2 separate regions of the Mus musculus genome follow, and region 2 is linked to region 1. Evidence: chromatin loops called from intact Hi-C (ENCODE). Cell type or tissue: left cerebral cortex. All regions are shown on one strand. Each heading gives the region's core, and the rest is flanking DNA. Links, peaks and the distances in the headings are about the cores only. Region 1 overlaps Aig1 (androgen-induced 1). Region 2 overlaps Aig1 (androgen-induced 1).

Region 1 (8,341 bases), core at 239-8,238:
GCAAACCTCTAAAAGATCTTTATCAAAGGGTTGCAAACAAAGCTCCAAGAGTCCCCTCAACTGAGCAGCAATATGACAGTTGGCCATCAGGGCAACTTTGAATTCCTTCCAGGCAGTCACCTGCATGTGGTTGATTTTTGGGTTCAGGGGAGGACAGCAAGGAGTTATCTGGATAATTTGTTGAAAGCAGATTTCATGTTTTACTACCGCAGCCTCTCAGTTCATGGTTGGTCAGCTCTGGGAAGCAAGCCACAGCTCAACTGATTTTCTAGGGCTGTAAAAATACCACCAAGAGTTGGGCATCTCCCATGAGACATGCCAAGAACATAGACAATGTAAGTCAGACAGTTAGGCCACAGTGCTTTTATACAGAAGCCTGTGGACCACACCAGTGGATCAGTGACATGGGTCCTGTGAGAATGAAGAAACAACCTGGAGGTGACATCTGTGGACAGCAAGAAAGCAGGAAGTGGAGCCTTCATGGAGTGACAGGCTCCTCCTGGATAGTCCCAGATGGCTTGAACTCTCTGAAGATAAGTTCTTCCAAATTGTACTTTATATTGAAATCTCTGCCTGAACTACTTTCTTCTTCAAGGCAGACGCATCCTGCTATGGTTCTAGAGGTAACTGCTATACTTTTGCTCTGGGCTTGCTAGGCTATCCCCTGAGAAGAAGCATCCAGCTCCCTTTCCCTTGAATCCAAGCCAGTCCTGATGGGCCACGAGCTGTACTGAAAGGAATGCTCTGGGATTCTGAAGCAGGTCTTCAGAAGCACTGTAGTTTTGACCAATCTCTTGCCATATAGCTCTGGTAATTATAAACTGCCAGGAAGAATGTAAGCTACCCCGAGGAGGGGCAAAGCCACGTATAGGAAGTCTGTACATAGTTATAGCTGTGCATAGGCTTTTAGCCATTCTATGAATGGACAAGATCATGCTAGCTAAATTCACCCAACGTTGATAATGTGTGTAACAAGAGTCACCCCACATAATTACACACCTAGTTAGTCCTGAGGTACAGAAAATGGTTCCTCAAAGCAACTGATGTTGGGGGCACAAGCGTCCATCTTATCCACTCCCTACATGACATGGTTTTAATGCCTATAGTCAATCAATCGTAGTCTGAAGCTTTAAAAATTCCAGAAAAAAAAAAACTCACAGGTCTCAAACAGCATGTCGTTCTGAGCATGTCATTTAGCCAAGTCAGACTTCTGATGTAAAAATGGTTTATGTTCTTCATATTGTTATAAGAAGGCTGAGGAGAGTACAGAGGTATTCTGAGAGAGACCATGTTCACATGACTTTTATTAGAGAATATAGCAGCTGTTTTAGTTTTAGCTGTTATTCATTTCTTACAGTGCCTGATCTATAAAATAAAACTGCATGGTGGTATAAATACATAGGAAAGATACAATACACTTATGACTAATTACTCTCTTTGGTTTCAAGCATCTATGATATGGTACTGTAAATGCATCCCACTTCCATGAGAAGGACGAGAGTAGTTTGTTATACAGTGATAAACAGGGTACTTCTAGCATTTATTTTCCTTCTGGTTCCTAGTTCAGTTACAAATCTGTTCAATCTTCTCCTGTATTAAGTCTTCCCTCCATTCTGGCAAAATATATCCAAAAATCTGCCTCCCTCCATGGTAGCCAGCATCATACACAGGGGTCTATCCCTACAGCTTCTGTGTTCTCCCTTCCCACTCTACAATCTGGCCTTCACAGCTTCCATTCTGAAATGGGAGGATTTCAAAGTCAGGAAGGGCCTCAAAGGCCATACCATCTAGCCATATGTTCTTGACTGAATTCCCTTCCATGAGGTTTCATCTCAGTAATACATGTTTCAAAGCTGTTGTAGCATGTCAAGGAACACGACACTCAGTGTCACAAGTAACAAAGCATTGACTTTTGTCTCTTATAAAGTTCTACTCAGGGTAGAGAGATGGTTCAATGGCTAAATGCTTGCTGAAGAAACACGAGGACCTGAGTTCAGATCCCTAGTACCAAGTCAAAGCCAGACTCAGAGGTACCCATCTATAACTCCAGCACCAGGAGAGAGAAGAGGCCAATCTCTGTGACTCATCGGCTAGCTAGTCTAGCCAAAACAGCAAGTGCCAGGTTCAGAAAGAGAGTCTGTCTGAAAAACAGTATGGAGGAACAGCCAGAGAAAGCACCCCAACATTTGCCTCTGGTTTCACATATGCTGGACAACAGAGCCCACCACCAGCCCCTCCACATACATGCATGTGTACACCACCCCCTCTTCAAGTTTCCCTTCATTCTGGTGACATTCATGGGGAAATTTGGAAGTATTTGCCATAGTGGAGTAAGATATGGATAATGTAGCAGTGGGACAGATGGAGAGACTACGTTGCACACGTAACGTAATTTAACTTAGGTCTTGAGCCATTCCGCTTGATTGTGGGAAACGTGAGTGGAGCAGAGTTGAGTCGAGAATGGTATAGCACAGCTTGACCGTGTAGAGTATGCATATAAAAGCCAGGCTGTCTGGCTGTGTCATTGAAAGGCTTGTTGTGTAACTATGTGATCTTCGGCCACTTTGCCTCTAAAACTACAGGCAGGAAATGAAATCCAATTGTTCACTATTTCTGTTAAATTCTAACTTAAGCACAGTCAACTTGACACTCTAGTTCCCCTCCCTCTTCCCAATTCCCACTTCTGCTTTCCTTCCCCTGCCCCCTCATGGAATATTAGGATCTAAGTCCTAAGAAGGGACACATGCACCATGGCACAGTGGGGGAGCACTTACGGGTCCATCATTGCCCTTGGCTCTCTTGCTCCTGCTCATCCTTGTCGGACTTCTACCCACACTGCTCTCCCTGGTGACATTACTTGGCACAGGGAACCTCATTAAATCTGTTGATGGCGTACTCTTACCAGGACACGTAGGCCCTCTGTTCCCCTCCCAGGACAATCTCTGGGGAAACCGTGAATCCAGATCTTTCTATCCTCAACCCATCCTAAACACTCTGCTGTTGAATGTTGTTTCATGTTTGCTTCCTTCCTGAGAATGTTCCAGAATTCAAGATCCAGATCCCCTGTACCATGGGATTTCCCTGACAATTCTGATGTTCGTAAAGGTGGAGGCAGGCGTAATAGCAGAAATGTGTCAGTGAGGCTGTGTATAGACTGCTGGGGAAATGAGTCAGCTGTGTTCTGGGTCTTCCTTTCTGATGAAATTTGGGAAGCCTGCGGCCATGTTATTGGATTTAGCATTTGAGAGCCCAGGAGGCTAGCCACCAACCACCTCAGCCATCCTGGTACTCCACCCTCCAATCTTCATAGACCCAGAAGTAGAAGTGAAGGAGAGGAGGGCCCAAAGCATCTAAACAAGAGATTCCTCTGCCAAGGTCTAACTGGTCAACCCCGGGACAGGAAGGCTGTCCAACGTCATATTTTCTTCTCCCGAAATCTTCTGCTGATGGGACTGAAAGGCTGTCCTCCACAGGGAAAGAGTGTCTGTTTGCCTTTCGAAAAATTGTCTTATTATTAAAAGGCACACAAAACAAAACCCCAACTCTCCAATCTCTTGAGTTGTAAGACCTGATTTCAGAAGACGATAACCAAGAATTTACCCATTTTCTGCGAGTAGCTTGTACCTTGAGCTAAAAGCCTTCTGGACATGAGATAAAAGGGAACTATCAAGAAGAAAAGAGCCCAAAACAGTGGTTAGAGTTTTGGAAGAGAAACCCGGTCTAACTACACTGATTTGGGAGTACTTATTTTATTCCCAGAACTCTACTAAAAACTGCTACTAAATTATATTGGTGGTACATCTTACATCAACAACACAACCTCAGCAAGGTAATGAAGACACTCAGAGGTTGTTTCTCTGCAACACAGCATTACGAGTGCCATAGGCTGAATTTGGAGCCTGGCTTTGCATTAGCTTCTTGCGTGGGCCAATCACCAGCTTCTCAGGCCTCAGTTCTCGATTATGGCGACATAATTAACTCAGGGCTTCTTAGGACTTCGGTGAGCTCACTCGGACAGTGCCCTGGTGCACGGGAAGATCCAGGCATCAGCAGTTAGGTTTGATGTGGAAGAAGATGTAGGAAAGGGGTAGGGACATCACTAACTACATTTACAATACCTTGCTAGCTCCCAATGTGGTAAAAGAACTTTCTATTTCTCTAAATCATTGTCTTTCCCAAGAAAACAGCCTCATGTGATGTGGGGGAGGGGAGGGGCTTTAACTGCATTCCCCTTCTGTCCTGACGGAATTGGAAGAAAATGACCTCCCATTCCTCACCAGACAGCTGCAACAGATTTCTAATTTCTAGACAAGAAGAACATCCACATTTCACGGATTTCTGTGGCCCACTGGAATTGGTGCTATTGCCACATGTGGTTGCTTATTCACCATAAGTAGCCCACAACTTTCTTTTACAGCTGGTAGTTCATAGCCAGCTTCACCTTTGAAGGAACAGGTCATGGGTGCCTGTATCCAACTGCTGGGCTACAGTGAAGTTACATCAGAAATTCCTATTTTTCGGGACTATATATACAACTCAGTTATATTAAGGAACATTCTGGGCAAATAACATTACTAAAGCCATAGCTTTTGCTCAGGGCATCCCAGTGGGGTTGTAGAATGGAGTTTCAATCTTTGTAAACTAATGATTCTCTCTGATGGCTTGAGTAGCAAAGGAGATGGTGATGGTATTTACTGAGACAGACAGCAGGTTTGGGAAGGGCACAAGGGTCCATGTTTCAATTTTGGATGTTGCATATAAAATGTCCTTGAGTAATCCAATGGATCATTGCGACTCATACTTACATTCCCAGCTCAGAGGGGAGGAGGTGGTAGCCCAAGCAGGGTGACTGTTGTATGAGGCCATCTTGAGTAACATGGTGAGTTACAACCCAAGTGAGTTCATGCTTCAAATATTTTAAGAAAGTGGAAGTGTGCAGTGTGGTGCCTATGTGTGTGTGCAGGAGTGCGTGCATGTGTGTGTGTGTGTGTGCATGACTGCTAGGAAACTGGGTTGGAGCCTAGCCTTGGTCCTGTGAGTATTCTATGGAGGAGGGACCTACAAGGAAATTAGAGTAGTCTCTAGAAGAAAACCAGAGACACTGTTGTGGAAGAGCCAATTAAGTTTTTAAAAATTGCACAGAGTCAAGAGATGTAGGAAATACTGAATAGCACAGCAGCACTTAGCATGGCAGTCCCTGAGAGTTCTGCCCCTCAGTCCTGGTAAAGAGAGCTGCTGGATGGTTGTGAGTCTAGCTCTCTTGCTGTCCCCACCCCCAACCTCCAAATCAGTGCTATATTCCTGCCTCAAAGGAATAAGGTAAAAAGAGATGGAGGGGGGACATGTGACATCCTCCTCTGGTCTCCATGGACACACCTACATACCCACAAATATAGTACTGAGAACTCAGTGTGTGAGTGTGAGCAGGGGCAGGGGAGGAGAGTAGAGAGATTCTTATACCCATGACTCACACCATCGTTAATGTCAACTGAAATCATTACATCATTTCCATTGTGATGCAGTCATCAGGACTCCCATTTGCTAACAAACCTGGCTTTCAAAGCAATCTTCCCCCCAGTCTCGTTAGCAGCAAACTCATCTGCCTCCAGCTTCGGCTATCAGCTTCAGCCATCCACCACCCACATCAGCCTGTACATCCCAACACTGTGAGAGATGTTTGTTTCATCAACAGACTCTCACAGCTACAAGTCCCTGTACAAGCATCAGTCTTGCAAAGCCTCTTCCTTATTTACTGTCTTGTTTTTAAATGAGACTTCTAGGTACTCATAATAAAATCCCCGTGCCTGTGTTGGCTGTCGGCAAGAGGCCTGCTCATGATCTTTGGCCAGGAGCCTCTCTCTTGGTGGTCTCTACCCAGACTTTTCTCTGAACCACCTGCATCGGTCAAAAGCTTACTTTTCCATCACGGTTTAGAACATCCTATCCAAGAATCTTTTGTTGATCTTTTCAGTGTGATGTGATCTAACACAGGCCTTCTAGTCTATTTTTCTTCAGTGAGGTTTGAGGGAATGTCTTATCGTCTATTCTAGATTCTATTCACCGAAAGGGGCCTCATCAAACTCACCTGGCATCCCCTTTATTACTACACGGAGAAATCAGGAAGGTTTTATTTAATTAACCCAAAAGCAAACTGTTAACAAGTTCTTTCTATAAAAATAAAATCGATGAGCACAAATATTCACTCAGAAGAACAACGCCCTGAAAACTTTAGGAAGGACTTCAATGGAGTTCATACGAGGTCAGTGAACACCGAAGCACAGCCAAAGATTGTTTTTATTTTTTAGATCCAGAATTTCTTTAACTTCTATTGCAGAATGTTTCAAATATACATAAAATAAGAAAGAATAGCTTTTTCCCCAGTACCCTGCTTAAATCAATAACATGTTCCCCATTTAATCTATTTTGTCTCCGTGGCTTCTTTCCTTCCCTTTTCTACTTCATGTGTTCTGGAACTTTTTTATTAGCACCTTCATCAAGGAGTGGGAAGGAAGTATGTGTCAAAGTCTGTCACCGCCCCACAGTGGCTCTTATTCCCTTTCCTCTAAAAGGTACAACTACTGGCACTTAAGAATGCTACTTCTTTGACTCCCCTACTGTGTCGTATCTGTGGAACCAGGCAACTCTGGTGAGCAAAGGTGATGTGCAACTTGGGATGCTTTCTTCTTTCACATGCTCCCTACAAATGGCTTGTACAAAGATGATGATAAAACTTAGAGGATCCAACAGCAGCCAGATGAGAGAGCTGGCTCTAGAGCCTCATGAGAAAACATGGGCTACCAGCCTCCAGACCATCCATGTTGAACAACTGTTACTCTAAGTCTGTTTCAACTGTTGAGCTGATATCTGAACAAAGAGAGAAAACACTCAGCAATATTGGGACTACCATGTTCCAGCAGTTGCATGAGAATGTCTATTTCCAACATAGATCATCAAACTTGATGTATGTGCCCCGTTCCTACCAGCTGTCATTCTGTTCCATGGGCATGCTGAGCAGCTGATTTTGAGTGTATACTGCAAAAGCAGTGACATTGGAAGGGCGGCTAGGTTTTAGTTCAGGTACAATTTATTTGAACTCCCTTGCAGGTTTCTGGCAAATATACATACATGCATACATACATACATACATATCCTTATATCCTACAAGAAATTTCACAAATCTATAAAATAGTAAACCTCCCTAAGATATTAATTATGGGGAATAAACAAAGCTCTTTGTACTATAAAAGTGAGCACAGAACTTGTTGGTATATACATAGGAGTATCTGGAAAAGGTACATTTCCCTCCTTTTGGTTCCCAAGTACACCTAACTTACAGAGGCAGATATTTTACAATATCTGACAATGACGGACTCTTCTGAAACAGAAGATTTATCACTGAACACTGAACTTACAAAGCTGGTTTCTTTTCTTTTTTTTTTAAACAGTGAAAGTAGTTGTGTGAAATAATTATGGGCAAAACCTTGGGACTTCTCCTAAGAAATAGGACTCATTTAAAATTGATACCTATCAACAGTGTCTTCATTTGGGTCACAGTAGCTGATATAATACACAACCGTCATAATTTGGAAATGAGGCTGAGGACATCGAAATGGGAAACTCTTACTGTTTAGACCAGCAAGGATTATACAGCCATTTCTTGGTGTCTGGTTCCAAGATCCTGTGAAAAACAAAATCTAGGATGCTTTAGTCCCTTATATGAAATAGCATAGTACTAGCATAGAACCTATGCCTGTTTTCCTTTAAACTTGAAATCCCTTATTTCCTTACATACAAACACAAAGGGAGAAAGTCTGAACATGGTCAGTGTAGACGCATGTTATTCAAATGTTCTCAATGAGTAGTTTGCTGAATTAAGGATGAATGATGCATGGATCCAGAGCACGTAAAGTCCTCCCATCCCAGCGCCTATGAGCCACATGTTACACCTAACGAACAGCTGAAAAACAGACTTGCCCTAATTGCCAGGGAAACAAAGAGAAGAGGACCTGGAGATGCATTAGCAACCTCTGCAGCTGTAAGCAGTTAACATGGAAAACAACTCAATGGACGGCATTGTTCAGCTTCAACTGCAGGAGGAGGAAAATAGACTTAGAAGAATTTGCTCAGAAATGCCGCTAACGGTATCTTTTTAAAATACCTATTATGGGGCTGGGCAAGTGACCCAGCGATTAAGAGCAATTTTTATTCTTGCAGAGGACCTGGCTTTGGTTCCTAGTGACTATGTGGTTTATAACCATCCTTAACTTTAGTTCCAGGTGATCTGACCCTTTCTGACCTCCATGGGTTCCAGACATACATACGATATATACAATATGTGTGT
Region 2 (8,341 bases), core at 162-8,161, 49 kb before region 1:
AAAGCGCACACTTTAAAAATCATCTCCATCTGTAGACACTCCTAGGTGCAGGTGAGAATGAGAACACACAGAGGGGTTATCAAGGTTTATTCCAGTTGACAGGGCTTAAAAGCACGTGTGTGTGTGTGTGTGTGTGTGTGTGTGTGTGTGTGTGTGTGTGTGTGTATCTAAAGAGGAATGAAATAGTTCCGTGTCCTCATGACACTATTGTACCCAGAACCTTAACAATGACTCCAGATACAAAGGTCCGTGTGTTTTAAGTTACAGCAGCATATTAAAAACTCAGTTTACAAGGTCTTCAGGAATAAGAGCAGATAATTGAAGCCCGGCACCTTTGTTTCCTTGCCGGGCCTTCGGAGCCAGAAATCTTTCGAGAAACAAAACAGTAATGCAGACTTCATACAAAAGGGGAAGTTCAAAAGTAGGTATAGGGCTGGATGAGAGGCTCGGTGGTTAAGAGCACTGGCTGCTTTTGCAGAGGACCTAGGCTTGGTTCCCAGCACCCACATGGTAGCTCACAACCATCCTGAACTCCAGTTCCAGGGGCTCTGAATATCTCTGCCATCTGTGAAAACATCAGATACACATGTGGCACACACACACATGCACGTAGGCAATCATAAAAAAATATGAATACATCTTTTAAAATAATCAAACAAAAAGCCTTTGAAAAACACCCTATCCTGAAGTATGAGAGTTCAAGAATGTCGACTTCTGCAGAAAGCATGCCTGGTGGTGCCTTCCTATCACCCCAGAACTGCAGACACGGCAGGATCAGGAATTCGAGGTCTTCCTTGGCTACTTTCGAATTTGGGGTCAGCCTGAGTTACACGGGATCTTGTTGTGAGAACAAACCAAACAAAAAATAACAAAGACCTTTGACACAATTCTTTCAAAAAATAGCCAGTTATGGGCAAGTCGTACATTTTAAAGGTGTGAGTTTTTGTGCCCTCTACTTATATACTTATTTGGTGAAAATAAGAGCAAAGGTTAAAGTGTCATCAAAGCCAATCATAAGATCTTAGGATTTACAGCCCCACCCCCAGCTGTCCTAAAGAGAGAAAGTGAAGAGTTATCTCAATGTTTCTATCTATTGTTGACACTTTTATAAGAGTTTGTGGTGAAACAAAGCAGATAGGTTCCAGACTTTGTTTTTTAAGAGAACATAATTTTTCCCTTCTGATATTTTAGCATATGCAAAATGGTAAGCACACAGGGCAAGAATCTGCTACAAACTGCAGATGAAATGGGGAATTTTATGTTGGTCGTTCATCTTAGAGGACCCCCCTTCCTCCTCTCGTTCAGCTGTAACTGTTCCATTTTTATTTGCTTGGCATCTGCAGAAGATTTTGTTTGGATTGAGAGCTCAATAACTCAGGCAGAAATTGAAAAATCACCGTGCAAGAAAAATGGCTAAATCTATCAAGATTGAATTTATTGATGGCAAATAAAGATCCATTGTTTGGGTTTGAGATGTCAGTCAGCAGTCCCAGTGTACAATAAAACAGTGGCTTTAGAGATAAGCATACAAACGGACCCAACTAAAATGCAGCCTTGAAAAGACAGAAGACAGCGGTGCAAGTAACTTTAGTCAAGCCAGAGCCTGCTTAGCTTCTGAGATCAAACGTGATAGGGTGCATTCAGGGTGGTGTGGTTGATAAAGAGATGGGAATAATGTTTAAAGTAGCATTCATATTGAATTTCTTCGTTAAAATGCCCTAGCTTTTAATGCCATCCATTTCCCAGCAACTTTTCTTCATCCATACATTAGATGGAAATAGCATGTCTTATGGTACAGGAAGAGCCTCCTTTCCAGTGCTTCGATAGTGCAGTACAACTCTATTAATGGCTTTCCTAGAAGGCAAACCAAGACATTCTGTACTATAGCTACATCATCCATCCATGCATCCATCCATCCATGCATCCACCCATGCAACTCAAATTGAAAAAACAAAACAAAATAACAGAATCAATTGGACAGCCTAGAATCAACACTTAAGAACAGGAAGAAACAACAACAACAACAACAACAACAACAACACAGAGAATAAAAGGAGGAGGAGAAGGAGGAAAAAAAAGCACTCCAGAGTTTGCTCCTCAGGTTGTGTTTAGAGACATCTGCCCAGACCCACCAGCAGGAAGCCCAGGGTTTGATTTCATCACATGCCAGAGGAAGGATCCAATTTAAATGGCTGTCTTACATTTCCCATGATCCCCCTGGGAAGCCAACTTACTCCAAAAGTTCCATTTATGCATAGACAATTCTAGGTGCTACTTTCAGTGGGACCAGGCATGTTAAAGACCTTTGATATAAGTCACATCCTTGAAACGGCTTCGGTTTTCTCCATTTTCCCCAGCTCTCTCCATAATGAGCAAGAACCCCTATTCGTCTTTTGTTTACTGCATCCTAAGCTAGCAGACCCAGGTGATGTAGGAACCTTTTGGTTTCAAGATGCACTTTCTTCTTGAGCAGAAGGGGACCAGCCTTTGAAGAGCTGCAGGTCATTGGGAACTGAGCTCAAGGCACTCCCCATCAGTGACAGGGCAAAAAGAGACTTCAAAACTGGAAAGGGTGTGACTTTGATGAGTATGAAAATTTAAAAGAGTTTTTGCTGCAGGCCTAACACAGAAAGTTTTCTACCCTGAGCAGCAGGGAGAACTGTTATTAGAACTCATGGGATTGAATAAAAACAGAAGAGCAAGCGGGAGCTTCCGGAGATGGGAAACTGTGCTGTTGGGGGTAGAAGTCTTATTTAGTTTTAAGAATTTAAGGATAGTTAGAAATGATTCCTTGAATTATATAGTCTAACTACTTTGATAATGAGTTTGTCTGTTGAAATATTTAGATTATTTTTAACTCCAAATACTGAAGACTCCATAGGATAGTTATACATTGTTGGTCAGCATGAGCCCATGCCTATATATTTCATCTGAGAACAGCCTGCACATTTGCATCATATGAAGTGACTGTGAGTTACTGACAGCAGTGACCATATCATCACTATGTGACAATACTGAAGATCCCACTTATCAGAGAACATGGCCCAAGGTCACACCTTGCAGTTTGGAAAACATAGTCTCACAGGACAATGCTAGCATAAGTAAAAATTGGGTAAAGTAGTTGGGGTAGCATCATATTTAGTATATCTGTGCCAAAATTTGTCTTACAGATGGGCGGTAAGACCTCAAATCCAATTCTACCATTCCTATAAGAAAGTAAGAACACCCCCCCACTTTTTTTTCACAGAACAAAAGGGAACATGGCTATATCTATATTTAGAGAATGGCTATGTGTGGCATTATTTTATGTTCAGACTGGTTCTCACTAATACTAGGAAAAAGGAAGAGAATATTAGTAGAGGGTAGACAGGAGAAGGTAATGAAGGATGAATATGGCAAAAATATGGTGTCCATGAATAAAAACGCCATTATGACACCCGTTGCTTGATAAAACAAATACAGATCAATGCCTGTGTTAATTTCCTATGGCTGAGGGTGGCCCTAATGCAGAAACATGCTTGCCATTGTAACAATGTGAAGAGCTGGGGCTTTTAAGGAGTGATTAGGTTGTACACTCTGCCTGCCATCCAAAATGGATTTACACTGTTATCTCTGAGGTGAGTGCGTTATTTCTGGAGTGTCTGATAAGAAATTAGTTTGGGCACTGTCTTCTACAGCTGGCAAATGCTCTCTTGGTTTCCTCCATGCCAAGATGCAGCAACTAGACCTAGTTGAGTAGTGGCACTATGCTCTTGGATGTCCCAGACCTCATAATTGTGAGCCTTATAAACTTTGTGTGTGTATGTGTGTGTGTGTGTGTGTGTGTGTGTGTGTGTGTGTGTGTAAAGCACTCAGTAGATGCTGGAAGATGAGCTGAGACAGGCTGCTAAAGAAATGATCACAGTAGAGGTTAAAACAAAGAAAATGTATTCTATTGTATTTCTAGAAAGCTTAAATCAGGCATCACAGTTCTGCAGGGCTTCGACCACCACAGGCCTTGATGGGGAGAATCTAAGCTTGTTTACTCTGGACTCTGGACGATGCTAGCAACCTTGTCGTGTAGTGGCAATTCTATCTCTGCCACTGCGGTGCATGGACTCCAACTCTTTTGGATCTCTCTACTTTCCCTCTGGCTTTCCCATGAACAGATACTGTGATGGCTCCCTTTCTTCGAGTTATCTAGGATAAACTCCATGAAAAATCTTCAACTTAATTCTATTTTTTGCCACATACAGATCACATTCTAGATTCTGCAAATTATTATGTATGGATGCTTTTTTTTTTTTTTAAGTTTGTTTCAACATAAGCCACAAATAAGATGTCTTGAGATTACAATGTCCTGACTGGACATTTTACTTATCTTGTGTCCAAACCAGAGTACTTGGAATGAAAACATTTAAACAAGGAAAGACCATGTGATTCTTTCCAGGACTGGAGAAAGGAATGGACAGATATGAAGATACCAGTGACAAGGATTGTGGAGAAAGACAATGGAGAAACTGGGCTGTGTGCACAGGGTTCACACATACTGAGCTAGGACAGATGATTTCGCTGGGGCTCAGAGAGCACTGCCACTGGCCGAATGCCCCTCCCTCTGCACAGTCACAGTGGTGCCCACCATTCTCTGTTCTCTCCTCCTTGTTTCTTCCCACTCCCTAATCTCTCTCTCTCTCCCTTCTGCTCTCTGTCTCCCCCTCCTCCTCCCCTTCTCCATCTCTGTCCTTTTCCCTCCCTCCCTCTCTCCCTCCCTCCCTCTACCTCTCTTTCTCTCACCTATGTATTCCCATACCTGCTGTTTGAGATCACTCACTCATTTGTTTCTGATCATTGGACCTAGGGCTGTACATGCTCCGCTGTACATTACATCCTTGCTTGCAGAGACTTTAAATACGTGGCATACAAAGAGCATTAACAAATTTGTGGAGCTGCAGCAGGAGACAGAAGAGGGCAGCAATCAGCCCTCGGGTTGAGACAGGTGTAGCTCTGGAAGCTACACTATGGAGAAGTGCTTAGCAGCAGCCCTGACACCAGCAGTGCACACAAGGAGGTCAGGGACAGAAGACCTGAGAAGTATGAGCAGCTCGAGCAGCTCGGGCTCAGTGTTGGCCTTAACCGTTACCAACTTCGCTTGTGTGTAAGCCTGGCTGTGATGCTACCTAGCAGGTCATACATATGATGTCTCGTGCTCTCCCACTTACTGTGGCTACATTAGCAACCTACACTCATTTCTCTCTCACGACCTATGAGAAGTGTATACTTTTCATTGGTGTCCACAAACATGGACTGATTATTGCCACTGTGACAATATATTGAGGGAACATCTTCCAGCCATCTTTTCATCTTCACAGAAACGAAGATACGGTGAGAGATCCAAGTACGAGAACACTTGGAAGAAACTTTGGGGGCCTTTGCAGCCATGGCCATTAACACGAAGTGTGAAAACACCATAAAAACTGTAATAGGGTCGATAAAAACTCAAATTACTTTGTGGTGCACTTTCTGTAATTTTTAACATGTTCACATGATTTCATTGCGTGTTCTTTCCTTTTTAAGTAACAGAAGAGCCCCTCTTACAAACCCAAATTAAACATAAGTGGTAGTTGGCTGCTCCATTTCCCCTTAAAGAAGGGAACTGCCTTAGGAGTTGGAACTGGTAATAAAGAATAGTTTGGCCTCCCATCTTCTGACAAGTTTAGGTTATTAGATGGCAACGACATTGTCTCAGACCCACTCTCCTTGAGATGGTCTCCATGCTCCTGAATACCCTATAACAGTTTAAAAAAAATCTAGTTGCTTCTGACTTCCTTTGGGAAACTCTGATTAAAGGCTCCGATTCACTGATGCATCGAGGAGGGAGAGGAGGGGGAAGTGCACTGAGTTTTTGCTTTATTTAACTCACAGAGCTTCACTCCAGCTGAAGGGATGAGCTGGCCTTGCACACGGCACATCAGCTGTGCGGGTGGGAGGCGCCCGCCCCTTTGATTTTCATCAATGATCTCTTCTGTGTTTGCAGTGGCCACCTAGAAAAGCTGCTCTCTGAGGGTGGTGGGGAGGATGGCTGTCCTCCTACCACACTACAAAACACTACCAGGGCCTGACAAGGAGCTGAGAGACTGTCTTTAAAGAAACAAGCTGTAGCTTGGTTTCTATAATTACACCCTAAATCTCAGGGTATTGGAGACAGCCTCCAAGTTATAACTGTGCATTCAAAACCATGTGAGGGAGTACATCTCTGATACACATAGCTAAGATGGAATCTATGGAATGGATGCCAGTCCTAACTCTGATTCCTTAATCCTTAAATGGGCTGAGCACAAGACAATCAATATCTTCTGGCTTCAAACTTGCACAACTGTGTTGATAAGTTCTGCTACTTAACCCCCCACACACTCCCCCATCCCCTCTTCCCCCCGTACCGACTCCACAGAAATGTTGGTATTACGGATAACATTATTATCAAGGCTAGTACAAACCTGTTCACTCCTACTGGTTTAAGAACTCCCAGGAAATCTCGCAGGTTCACTTTCAAGATTGATGCTAGTACGCAAGGCTTAGTTTACCAATGGGGGCTTCTAGCAACCTCATCAAGGAAGTACCGAGTCTATGAACAATGTTCAGAGATGCCCTCATACTTTTGCAAAAATAAGGGGCAGAGAGATACAAAAAGATCAAGAAACCCTAAATTAGATCCACTGGGGCTCCAATCCAGGACCTACCATTTACCAGGATTCTGCTTTCACATGAATCAATGGACTTCTGTAGGCAGCAGAAAGTAATGTTTTCTTGTCTCTGAGAAGGACTGCCTGGGTTTAGATCTTAGCTCTAAATGACTAGCTCAGGACTTCGTGCCTGTTCCTGCTTCCATTTCTTCCCCTATCACATGCAAATAACATTAGCAGTGAAAACTCAGCTTTACTAGAGGTAGGCCATTGCCCTTGGATATTGTTCTCCAGGACCTTGAGATGTCCTGCTAATAGAACTGATTTCCTTCGGTACAAAGGTTTTCAGACATCTTCACAATGTGACTTACAGTGAGGACTTTGGGCCACTGCCGTTGTTTGTGTGTTAAATGGTCCCCAAAGGTGAGTTTGCTGAAGGCTTGCCACTACTGGAAGGGATGTGATGGAATTCCCTAGGAAGCAGGGCTTTCACTGAGGAAGTTAGGGCCTTGGTGGCATATGTCTGAGGTAGATCTTAGGACTCTGGTCTGCCCTTTCTTTTTTGCTTCCCAGCCTCCTCCATGAGGTGAGCATTTTGCCTTACCAGATGATCCTTGCTACTATATTCAGCAGCCTTCCTGTTGGCTCAAAAGCAACAGAACAAGCTATACCTGTGATGAAATCTCTGAAACCTTGGATCAAGATGAAATTTCCCTTCAAAATTTCTCAGTATTTGGACATTGTGCTTAGAAGGATAACACGGCTACTATCAGTTCTACCTCCAGAAAGAACTAGAAACTAAAGATCACCTACACTGTAGTCCATGATTGGGTTACACTAGAACCCTGACCCCCCAAAGCTCACATGAGTTTCCTAGTTGGCAAAACTAGAGAGCAAGGACAATACAAGCCCCACCCCTGGAATTTGCTAGCCCCACCCCTGGAATTTGCTAGCCACACTCCTGGAATTTGCTAGAAGGCTCTGCTCCACACACCTCATCCACTGGCTGACTTTAGCAGTGCCTTTCTTCTTAATAAATCATAATGATGGATATAACAGCTTTCTTGAGTATGAGACCTTCTAGCAAGTCTGTAAATTTGGAGTAATTCACAATTCTGCTCTAAGGACTGGTACTGAAAACGAGGATGATCCTTTGAGAACACTCTCTCCTCTAATTTCAGTTGGCTAATTGTTTTTAAAAATGGGGTTCTTTCATACGGTTATTGAGGCTACATGAGTTTGAACATGTAAGACACATTTAAGTTCCTTGGCAGAGATTAACTATTGGTATACTTCACATAGTAACATTCAGAACTAAATTTTTGTATCCCAGTTTCTGTGTGGAATGAATCATCGAGTTTAATTCCTAGCTAACTCTGAGGAGAAGCCTGAAGGAAACTCAGAGGTCTTCAGTAATTTCCTTACACAGAGGTGATTGTTAAGTAGAAGCCAGGACTCGAACCTTGATCTTTGTGACATGAACACAAACCCTACGTCTCGAAGGTCTATGCTTCTCGTTGCTAAACTTTCAATAAACCTGCAGAAGGTCTGCATTTTACCACAGGTAAAGCATACATAGGATGCTTACAAGCTCACAAACCACTGATAGAGAGATGGAACACTTCGCTTTCCCTTGTAGGCTTTAAACTGAATGCACTGCAGAAAAATAATGATAAAGGGTT

The links. Peaks named below come from ENCODE experiments on the same cell type or tissue, not always from the same donor. Only the 100,000 strongest peaks of a DNase experiment are listed, where the experiment ranks them.
Region 2: a loop joins it to region 1, with 2.0 times the contacts of the local background. A loop is called at or near these places in 2 of 42 quality-filtered maps.

Annotation. Positions count from the first base shown.
Region 1 is chr10:13,770,770-13,779,110 of GRCm38, forward strand. All of the region lies in intron 3 of Aig1 (androgen-induced 1), which reads right to left. Among named protein-coding and RNA genes, the nearest start is that of Aig1, 94 kb to the right of the region's middle. In left cerebral cortex, for the core only: no CTCF peak of the experiment used is centred there; DNase peaks (open chromatin) are centred at 4,820, 5,466 and 6,524.
Region 2 is chr10:13,721,870-13,730,210 of GRCm38, forward strand. All of the region lies in intron 3 of Aig1 (androgen-induced 1), which reads right to left. Among named protein-coding and RNA genes, the nearest start is that of Aig1, 140 kb to the right of the region's middle. In left cerebral cortex, for the core only: a CTCF peak has its summit at 4,926 (motif pointing right); DNase peaks (open chromatin) are centred at 5,106 and 5,978; H3K27ac peaks cover 886 bases.